Regions from separate parts of the Homo sapiens genome. Here region 1 is linked to region 2. A link is an interaction called in ENCODE POLR2A ChIA-PET data of the cell type or tissue named here. Cell type or tissue: K562. All regions are shown on one strand. Region 1 overlaps LRRC32 (leucine rich repeat containing 32). Region 2 holds the start of B3GNT6 (UDP-GlcNAc:betaGal beta-1,3-N-acetylglucosaminyltransferase 6).

Region 1 (5,000 bases), 370 kb after region 2:
CGGAGGGGTTTTCACTCAGTTCTGAATATGCTAACTTTCTAACGGGCGGTGGCGTTCTGCTTTTTAAACAGCAGAACAAAGTTTCCTGTGAAAGCACAACCTGTAATGCAGGTGAGAGCAGAGCAGCTGCAGGGGCAGCGCCTGTGGCCCTGAGGGGAGCCAGGGAATAGGGTTTACCGGGTCCGGCTGTGGTCTGTGCGCCTTCAAGAGAGATGGGATTCAGAGCAGCCATCTTCGTCCATAGCTCATCACTAGCGGGTTCCAACAGTCAAAGACACTGCCCTCAAATGCCCTGTGAATGCCTTTTCTCCTGCAGCATCCTTCAGAATCGCGGTTCAGCACTCACTGAGGGAGCACCCACTGTGGGAGGCCTGGGAGTGTGGATTTGAAGGGCACAGACCCAGGAGCCAGACTCACCTGGGCCGGTGGCTTGTTCACCGTGTGACCTCGGGCATAGTACCTAAGCTCTCTGAGACTTCTTTTTCCCTTCTGTAAAATGATGATGGAACCAAGTCATTGAATTTTTGTGAGGATGGAATGAGTTCATGCCTAGAAAGTGCTGAGGAGAGGGCCTACTGCATAATGGAGGCTCTGTAGGTGGCATCTCGTTTGATTCTCAACAAAAACTTGGCATGGCTGCCATTAACCTCAAATGAGGAGACTGAGGCTCAGAGAGGTGAAGCGACTTGTAAGATCACACAGCAGAAAGGTAGAGGAGACAAGAGGGAGCAGTCAGATGTGGGTGACTGTGCGCCTGGTGCTCTTGGAAGGCTTTCTGTGTCCCTCTTTAAGACTCTCTGTCTGTATCACCGTCACTGTCACTTCTTTTTCGTGTTCATTTGTTTTTTGAGTTCCCAGTTCCCAGCACAGAGCCAGACATGAGGAGGTATTCAGTAAAGGTGTGAATGAATGAATGAAATTCATGGGTGGATTTGTACATCCCTAGCACTTGGCTGATGTCCTTAGTGAGGGAGTGAGTGAGCCTCCAGCAGCACTGGGATTTAACCCTGCTAAGGGCCTGTGCGGTCCCCTTAGCCCCACCCCTGGCTGCTCTTAGAGGGAAGGGCTGGCCCAGGAGGCCGGAGTGTGGCTTCAGTGAAAGTACAGGGCCTGCCAGGCTGCTCCTGGGGAAGTCCGCAGAGCAGTGCCGGGGCAGCCAGGCCTCCTGTGGGACTTCCTGCCAAGGCCCGGGCCCAGCCCTTGAACAATGGCAAGGGCTCGAGAATCAGAGAATCAAAAGGAAAAGGGCAAAATAAAGGTGGGGGAGTGGGCAGAAAACGAGGAATTGCATGTGGGGACTGAAGAGCTGGTACGGAGGACTTGTGTGGCCTGGGTGGAAATGTAGTCAGAGGCCCACCCTCCAAACCCCCTCTACATCTCCATGCCCCCAGTCCCTGGCCCTGAGCATGGCCTAGGGTAACCCTTAGGGTCTGTCAGCCTTCTGTGCATCCCCTCCAGGCTGTCTTCCGCCAGGTGGGGTCTCTTGAAAACCCCCGTCTGACCAAGTCACCTGCCGCTTAAAACTCTTGCTTCCCCTGGGTAATGGGCGGCTCCTTGGCCTGGGTGAGAGGCCTACTATGATGGGCTGCAGGCCCATTTCCCACCTGGCTCTCTGCCCTGCTCAAAGCATCTTTATTCCAGCTCCAGCCGTGCTCTGGGGTTCCCTGAGGGCAGGCACAGAATGGGTGGGAGTGGGGGCTGGCAGTGGGAAGGAGCCAGTGGGCTTACAGTGTTCCCCTTTCCTCTCCGCCTTACACAGAGCCATGAGACCCCAGATCCTGCTGCTCCTGGCCCTGCTGACCCTAGGCCTGGCTGCACAACACCAAGACAAAGTGCCCTGTAAGATGGTAAGATGCTCTGCCCAGACAGGGTGAGGACCACCCCCACCTCCCTGCCCTAGGGTGTGCTAGTGCCCCAGCCCCAGAAGCCAGAAGTTAGAAGAGTCAGGAGAGGAAAGGGAATGTACCTTGCATTTAATGAGCACCTACTAGAATGTTTAAACACCTTATTTACCCACAGTCCTGCCAGGTAAGCACCATTATTCTCATTTTGCAAAGGAGGAGACTGAGGCTTGGAGAGATTGGGCCTTGTCCAAGGTCATTCAGCTGGGAACAGTGAGGCTGATATTACACTGTATTCCCCCAAGCTGTCCCCACAGAGCAGTAGGCCCAGCTAGGGGATCTAGAATATATATATATGTGTGGGGAATTTGGGGTAGGCCAGCTGGGAGGGGCTCCTCTGTGCTCATCCCTCTTGGAGACAAATCCCCTTCCAAGCTGGGCTCCTTGACTTGGGACTGCCCGCTGGAGTGCCTCTCACTTCTTAGTGCCCAGATCAAATGCTGCCATCTCCAGGAAGCCTCCCCAGCCCCTCCCAGGCTGGCCTAGTCTGATCACACCTTCCTCTGGGTTCCTGCGGTCCCCAGGCTTCCCCCTATCTCAATACTGAGAAGACTGAACATGTGGGGTGGTTGGTGAAAGGGTCCAAGCCTGTCTCACCTGCCAGACCATGAACTTCCCTAGGGCAAGGACCAAGTTTGATTTGCTTCTATTCCTTTTTCCTGTCCCAAGCCAGGGAAACTAGCCCTAAAGTTCTTGTGACTCTATGAGATACAGGGCAAAGAGAACACCTAGATCCACTTGTAAGGCCGGGCAGTCACTGAGGCCAGAGCCTGGCTGGGGAAAGGGCAGGGCCTCCGGAAGCCCCTCTTGGACCTGAGACTCGAAGAAGCTTATGACACAGAACCGGCAGCTGCTTCAGGAGGCAGGAAGTGCAGGCAGCTGCCTGCCCGCAGCCCTTCCCTGGGGGTGCAATGTCTCCTGTTGCCACCACCTTTCTTGCTCTTCAGAGCCCTTCTAAGATTCCCGGAGCCCAGAATTGCGGGCAGAGAAGGCCTCAGATGTCACCAAATACAAACGCACATTCTACCTCAGGGAGACGAGGCTCAGAGGGGAAAGTCCTTGACTACCCAACAGGCAGAGGGGAAGCGGGTGAATTTTGGAGTCTGGGGAAATGAGATAAGAGATAGGAAAGCACTTTCTGAACCAGCATGGGAATAATACACACGGGAAGTAAGGAGAAGATGTGTGACCCACCAGGGACCTACAGGATTCGAACCCAGCTGCCTTTGCCACTGTTCACTGCCTGGTGCCTCTCCCTACTCTGCTTTCCTCCCATGATCAGGTGGTGAAATGGAGTTGGATGGCAAGTCTTTGCTTCTGAAAAGGAAGCTGGGCAGTGGGTGTCCTGATAGCCCAGGACAGTGGGTGGGAGCTCTAAACTCTGGTCAAGGGCCAATTCCTCCAATTCCCTCCGACGGTAAGTCAGGCAATGCTGGGAGCTCAGAGCTGAAGGAGGCATGAAGACCCTGGAAGTGGAGCTCTGAGCACCGCCCTGGACTTCAAGCTTCTTCCTGGACTGGACTGGAGATCTGGGCATCCCAGTGCAGCCCTGCCCACCATCAGGCCCCCAGGCTTCTAGAGCAGGGGTCTTGGGCCCCTGAATGGAAAGCCAGTCTTGGGCTGTGGGCTTGGCAAACTTTGTGTCCTGGATCAAGTCTCAGGGGCTGGTGCCCCAGGGAGCCTTTGCCTATCCAGAGGCAGTATGCCTCTGCACTTGCCCGGGGGTAACACGCGGGGCACAGCACGGTGCCCCCCACACTGTAACAGTCAGTAAGTGGGTCCATGATGCTCTTTGCTGTGCTGACCAGCTGAGGGCCCAGTGGTCAGAACTTGGCTGGCACCAATAGGAAAAGGAATTTGCAAATGGGAGTTTTGAGCCCCTGACTGTCTGATCTTGGGCAGCCCACTCCCCTTAGCCTCAGTTTCGTTAGGGGTACAATAGGAACAGGGTGAACAATGCCTGGGAAGATTTAATGGGGTAGGGGGTCTCTGCACTCAGCACGCAGCCTGACACAGCTGGGGCTCCATCACAGGTCATTTTGTTGTTTCTGCTTTAAGTAAGGAATGCCCCAGGGGGTAAGGGCTGTGAGGAGGAGGCTATGTTTAGTGGCCCCTGCAGACAGAGAGGTTGTGAGGGAGGAAGGGCAAGGATGGGCAAGGCAGCTGGGCAGGTTTCAGGTTCACACAGGTGCCCAACTGACGGGGCATCCCTGGGCCTCCTGAGGCCCCTGTGAAGCTGCCTCCCTTGGAGGCTACATGGAGTCACTGTGCTGCATGGAGTAAGAAGAGCCACACGGAGGCCTGAGGCTGGGCAGGTCTCTTCCTCCCCCTACTCACCTTGGGGCTCTCAGGAGGAAGCGCAGAGCTGGACCAGGGGAGGAACACACCGGCTTGTGTTCCCTCCCTACCAGCTCAGCCACTGGCTCACTGTGAATTCACGCAAGTCACTGCCATCTTCAGGCCTCAGTGTTCACATCTGGGAAGTGGGTCAGCTGAACTCTTCTTGCTCTACCCGTCTTTGACTATATTTTGAAAATATCAATTATGCATTTTCTTTCCTCCTAGAGAAGTGATTGATTCAGTGCCTCAGACCTTTACTAAACTGATGATGTCTGGGACTCATTCATTAGGAAAAATTGACTTGCTAGTCAGGTCCAAGGCATGCACATCCACCAAACCAGTCCCTGTTTGCTCTGAGCTCGCTGTCTAGCAGGTCCTCACACACACAGCCACAATTCAGCGGGGCAAAGCTCTGAGAGGAAGCACAGTCAGGGAGGGCTCCCTGGTGGAGGAGGCCCTGAAGCTCAGTGTGAAGAGTTCATGTGTGGATCTGGTTGGGGATGGCATAACCAGCTCAGGGAGCAGGCCCCAGCAGTGGGTGTGGGAGCGCATGATGGGCAGTGGTCAGCTGTGGTCACTGCATGTGGGCTGGGGTGGGAGGTGGGGGACAGGTTGGCAGGGGCTACAAACAGCCTCGAAGGCCCTGCTGGGGATCCTGGACTTCACCGTGGAGAAGTTTAAGCCAAGCTGCCTCATTGTCAGAGTAGAGCTTTTGAGCAGTTGTCAGGCATTTAGCAGTGAGTGGGTCAGAACGGGTTG
Region 2 (5,000 bases):
ATACTTCCAGGTATTTTGCACATAGGTGTTATTGCACCGAACCCTATTGCTTGTGTATTACAGTCCATACACAATGTCTAGCACAAAGCAGGCATTCAGTGAAAGAATGGGAGCAGTGAACTACAAATGCAAGTGTGAGAACCCTGCAAAAGTGTGGATGTAATCACTGAGTGCTGATAAGAAATACTAGAGTATTATATAGTATATTGCTCTTCACTTATTCCTGCTTCTGTGTTAGAGGCACTGTGAGAAGAGGGCTTGCGAGATAAGCTATGTCTCTTTTACCGTCAACTGTCTACTCAGTGCGCAGTCCTGTGCCTGGCACATTTGGGGAATGCAATATTTTTTTTTCAATGAATGAAAGAATAAAAAAATGAATGAAAACAGAATTTGGAGTCTGAATAACTGAGTTTGAGCCCCAGCTTCTTTCCTGAGTTAATCTCCTAGGTTTCAATATCCTCATTTGAAAAATTGAGAAAGTTAACATTCATTTTTCAATGAAATAAGGAGAGAATCCTGTTTATGTTAACGTGCTACACAAATACTAGTTAAAAAAGTTAAGCATCCCCCATCATTTCTGGAAAGAAAAATAATCTTCTTAATGTAACAATAAATCTTGTTTCAAAGAAGTTTGCGTTTACTCTGATAAAACGGATAGAAGATCTTGGATCACAGCCAACTTCTGATGTAAAGGAAAAGGTGTTGGGCAAGGCCCTGTTCCCAAGGGCGGTGCTGGCTCGCTCACCTCTGTTCTTGGATGCCACACTGTGCAGCCTGAGGGCTTTGACTTGCTGTGAAGTATTGGGCATTTCTCTCTATGGTTCTTTTTCATCAGGCATCCTGGAGCCCATGCACCTTAAACTTTGCCAGCCTCTGCTGGCCCTGATCCCTTGTCTCTCAGGACACAGCTCAAATACCACCTCCTCCAGCTCACCTCACGGTAAGTCCAGGTCAACATAACCTGTCTCCTTGTTGATGTCATGGCTGTTGAGTAGCAAGTTTGGTAAAGAGGACAAATCTGCCACTTACTCCATCCCTTTGAACCTCAGGTTCCTTGTTTGTGAGACTTTGGGCAACTCCTTTATCTCAGTGTCTCAGAATTATATGAGTTAATTCATGTAAGGCATTCAGAGCCATGCCTGGCATGTAGTAGGCACCAGAATAACATTAGCAGTTGGCTAACACAGGAGACCATCTTTTTATGGATGAAGTCTAGCCTTCTCACACAGTATGGTATAAAGTTCCTCTTTATAAGCTTTATAAAGTTCCTCTGTGATCCTCTAACTGCAGGCATTTCTCACTCTGTTTATTGCCCCACACATATTAACACATCCATTTATTGCTTGCCTTTGCAATGCTATTCACTCTGCCTAGAATTCCCCTTTCTTTTTCTTTTTCTCGACTCAGTGCAACCTCAGGCTCCCGGGTTCAAGTGATTCTCCTGCCTCAGCCTCTCTAGTAGCTGGGATTACAGGCGTCCACCCCCATGCCCAGGTAATTTTTATATTTTTAGTAGAGATGAGGTTTTACCATGTTTGCGAGGCTGGTCTCGAACTCCTGACCTCAGGTGAGCCACCCGCCATGGCCTCCCAAAGTGCTGGGATTACAGGCATGAGCCATCTCGCCTGGCCAGGAATTGTCCCTCTTCTTTTCCCAGGAACTACTTTGGTCATTCCCTCCTCTGGTTTGATGCTGAGATAGCTAGCTGGAACACAGATTCCTGGGCCACCCACCCATTCCATACTATCCCAGGGTATTCCTGGAGGAATATTCGTATAGCAGAATATTCATATAGCAGAAAAGGCAAAGAAACCTTTTATTAGCTATTAGGGCCTTGGCCCCAACCCCCAGCATGAATCCCTGAGCCCTGGGGTCTGCACTGGACCTGTGCAATAGGGGCAATTCTGTCCTCATTCCTCTCCCCTTGGCCTCCCCCTGTTTCTTGCTTGGCACTCTGATTAGAGGGGAATGCGAAGAAGGAAAAATGTACCTCCTTCCCAATAGGAAGAAGCCCAGGCCCCCAGCTTACCTGCAGTCTCTGAGAGAGAAGAAATAGACAGGAGCCATCCCCAGCCTGAGACTAGCCTTTAATCCCTTTACTTCACACACTGAGGTTCCACGCAGGCCTGTGGTTCAGTTCTCTTGAATCTGACCAATCCATGACATCACCCCTCCTCCTTAGGGGTAAGGTGAAGAGGGGGAGGGCAGCTACAGGCTTCCTTAGCCACCAGTGACTGCCTGCTTCCTCTTTAAGCTCAAATGTCCTTAGAGTGTGGGTCCAGTGAATATCCTTGGAGGAGATTCTCTACTAAAAATATAAAAATTAGCTGAGCATGGTGGTGGGTGCCTGTAATCCCAGCTACTCGGGAGGCTGAGGCAGGAGAATCACTGGAATCCAGGTGCAGTATCGTACCTGTGCTCCTGGAGAAGGTGCATCTTGTCTGTAAAGACAGTGTGTGATGACGGCCCTCATGTGGAGGCCCCCTGCAAGTTGCCTGGAAAAGTGTATTGTGTGCCTTCAGAGGCAGAGGCAAACTGCCTGAAGGGCTGTGGAAATAGGCACAGAAATAACAGGTTGGCCGCATCTGTAAGAGTAAAGTATTTATTGTTGTTGATTGAATAAAATCAGTTTAATTTTAATATTAGGTATGGGGCCCTAATGGATGGGATCACAATGTTAAGTTGTAGTGATCCATCACAGGGTACCATATATACACATTTATATATTTAAAATAGAGATAAAATCTATATTACATTTATATATTAAAATATATAAATATATTCAAAAATATAAATCTATATTAAAATGTATATACATAAATATATATATATATATTTCCAGATTTGAGCATAGGCAAAATTGGGCTGCTAAATGGAGAAGTAGTAGGGGATAATCACCCTTTTTAAAACTAAGGTTTTTTATAATGAGTTTTAATCCTTGAAGGGCCTGCTTCTACTTACATTGGGCCATATTAACTATAAAATGGGGGCTCATGGGGTCCCATTTTATCAAGCCAATGACAAAGAGACACTTTAATTTATTATTATTATTAATATTGAAACAGGGTCTTACTGTGTCTCCCAGGCTGGAGTGCAGGGGCACTATCAGGGCTCACTGCAGCCTCAGTCTCCTGGGCTCAGGTGATCCTCCCATCTTAGCCTCCCGAGTAGCTGGGACTATAGGCACACATCATCACACATGGTTAATTTTTGTATTTTTTGTTGAGATGGGGTTTTGCCATTTTGCCCCGGTTGGTCTTGAACTCCTGGGCTCAAGAGATCTTCCTGCCTTGGTCTCCCTAAGTGCTGGGATTACAGGCATGAGCCACCATGCCCAATCTAATTTATTATTTATTTTGTCAAAGCATCTATGTCCAATAGAAAACATTTTATAGCAGTGGGTATATGAGCATGGGAAATTTAGGCAAGGCTACACTTAAATTGAGGCATACGCATTTAAAAACTGTTATATGTCGTTACCCTCTCAAGATTATAGGGTCAGAGTGTGTAAATTAGTGGGATCCCCAGGTATAATTATATTTTGACCCCCAATATTAAGTTCATGAATTTTTGACAATTAGTACATTTTCACAAATGTTAAGTTAGAACCTATGTTGTAGAGGCGCAAAAACCAATCAGTGCTGTTTTTAATCTTTTTGTTACACAACTTCTTTAGTATATAAATTAGGAATCTTGAATTTCCAATTAAATCAAATTGTGGAAAATATAGCATATATTCAGCTTGCCATATATATATATATGTATGTATGTATGTATATATATATATGTATGTATGTATGTATATATATATATGTATGTATGTATGTGTATATATATATATATATATATATATATATATATATATATGTATGTATGTATATTTATTTATTTATTTATTTGAGACGGAGTCTTGCTCTGTCACCCAGGCTGGAGTGCAGTGGCTTGATCTTGGCTCACTGCAACTTCCGCCTCCTGGGTTCAAGCCATTCTCCTGCCTCAGCCTCCTGAGTAGCTGGGATTACAAGCATGTACCACCACACCCAGCTAATATTTTTGTATTTTTAGCAGAGATGGGGTTTCTCCATGTTGGCCAGGCCAGTCTCAATCTCATGACCTCAGGTGATCCACCCACCTCAGCCTCCCAAAGTGTTGGGATTACAGGTGTGAGCCCCCACACCCAGCCTATTTATTATATTTATTTTAAAATATGTATATAATTTATTTACATACATTATTTTATATGTAGTTTATATTTAAATTATATACATTTATTTATATATAATTTATACATACCTTTTATTTTCCTCTGTATCTAGGGGTTTGTTCATAAATCAATAAGTAATCTAAGGCTAGCATTATGTTTCCTAGATTTGGTGTTTGCTCAGTACCTAAAGTTTAAAGTTCTAGGCTGGTCATGGTGGCTCACACCTATAATCCCAGCACTTTAGGAAGCTCAAGTGGGTGAATTGCTTGAGCCCAGTAGTTTGCAACCAGCCTGGGCAACATAGTAAAACCTCTTCTCTACCAAAAAAAAAAAAAAAAAAAAAAAAAATCAGTCAGGTGTTGTGATGCACACCTGCAGTCCCAGCTATTTGGGAGGCTGAGGTGGGAGGGTTGCTTGATTCTGGAAGATTGAGGCTGCAGTGAGCCACGATAGCACCACTGCACTCCGGCCTGGTCAACAGAGTTAAATAAATAAATAAATAAATAAATAAATAAATAAATAAGGTTTCTCTGCTTTTCTTGGAGTTGTAGCTGCCTAAAGCATTAGTCTCTCTTGTTTGATTTTTGTTGTTGTTGTTTTTGAGGCTTTTAGCCAGCAGAAGCTGTGGGTGTTAATTTCAGCCTCTGGTTGATAAGAGGAAGGAGGAAAGGGACCCACTGTCTCTAGGAAGGAGGCGCTCTCTGGGATGGCCCCGACTGCCAAATAACCAGTCCATTTTTTCTCCTTTTAAGTAAAAATTTTAGAATGGCTAGCATTTCTAGGTATCTAAATAGGA

Evidence for each region. ChIA-PET counts read pairs that join two places held together with the same protein. Peaks named below come from ENCODE experiments on the same cell type or tissue, not always from the same donor. Only the 100,000 strongest peaks of a DNase experiment are listed, where the experiment ranks them.
Region 1: POLR2A ChIA-PET joins it to region 2 with 5 read pairs; 1 of 35 experiments calls an interaction of 5 or more read pairs at or near these places.

Annotation. Positions count from the first base shown.
Region 1 is chr11:76,662,718-76,667,717 of GRCh38, reverse strand. LRRC32 (leucine rich repeat containing 32) reads left to right here. Exons shown (of 3, transcript NM_001128922.2): 2 at 1,760-1,847. The coding sequence starts at 1,764. It overlaps LRRC32-AS1 (LRRC32 antisense RNA 1), which reads right to left. Exons shown (of 3, transcript NR_199061.1): 3 at 3,852-5,000. Among named protein-coding and RNA genes, the nearest start is that of LRRC32, 5.5 kb to the left of the region's middle. RefSeq lists enhancers at 776-835, 1,406-1,455, 2,788-2,877 and a silencer at 2,318-2,377. In K562, no CTCF peak of the experiment used is centred here; DNase peaks (open chromatin) are centred at 2,432 and 2,927.
Region 2 is chr11:77,031,508-77,036,507 of GRCh38, reverse strand. B3GNT6 (UDP-GlcNAc:betaGal beta-1,3-N-acetylglucosaminyltransferase 6) reads right to left here and starts at 2,110. Exons shown (of 2, transcript NM_138706.5): 1 at 2,030-2,110. ACER3-AS1 (ACER antisense RNA 1) reads left to right here and starts at 824. Exons shown (of 3, transcript XR_007062792.1): 1 at 824-940. In K562, no CTCF peak of the experiment used is centred here; a DNase peak (open chromatin) is centred at 2,187.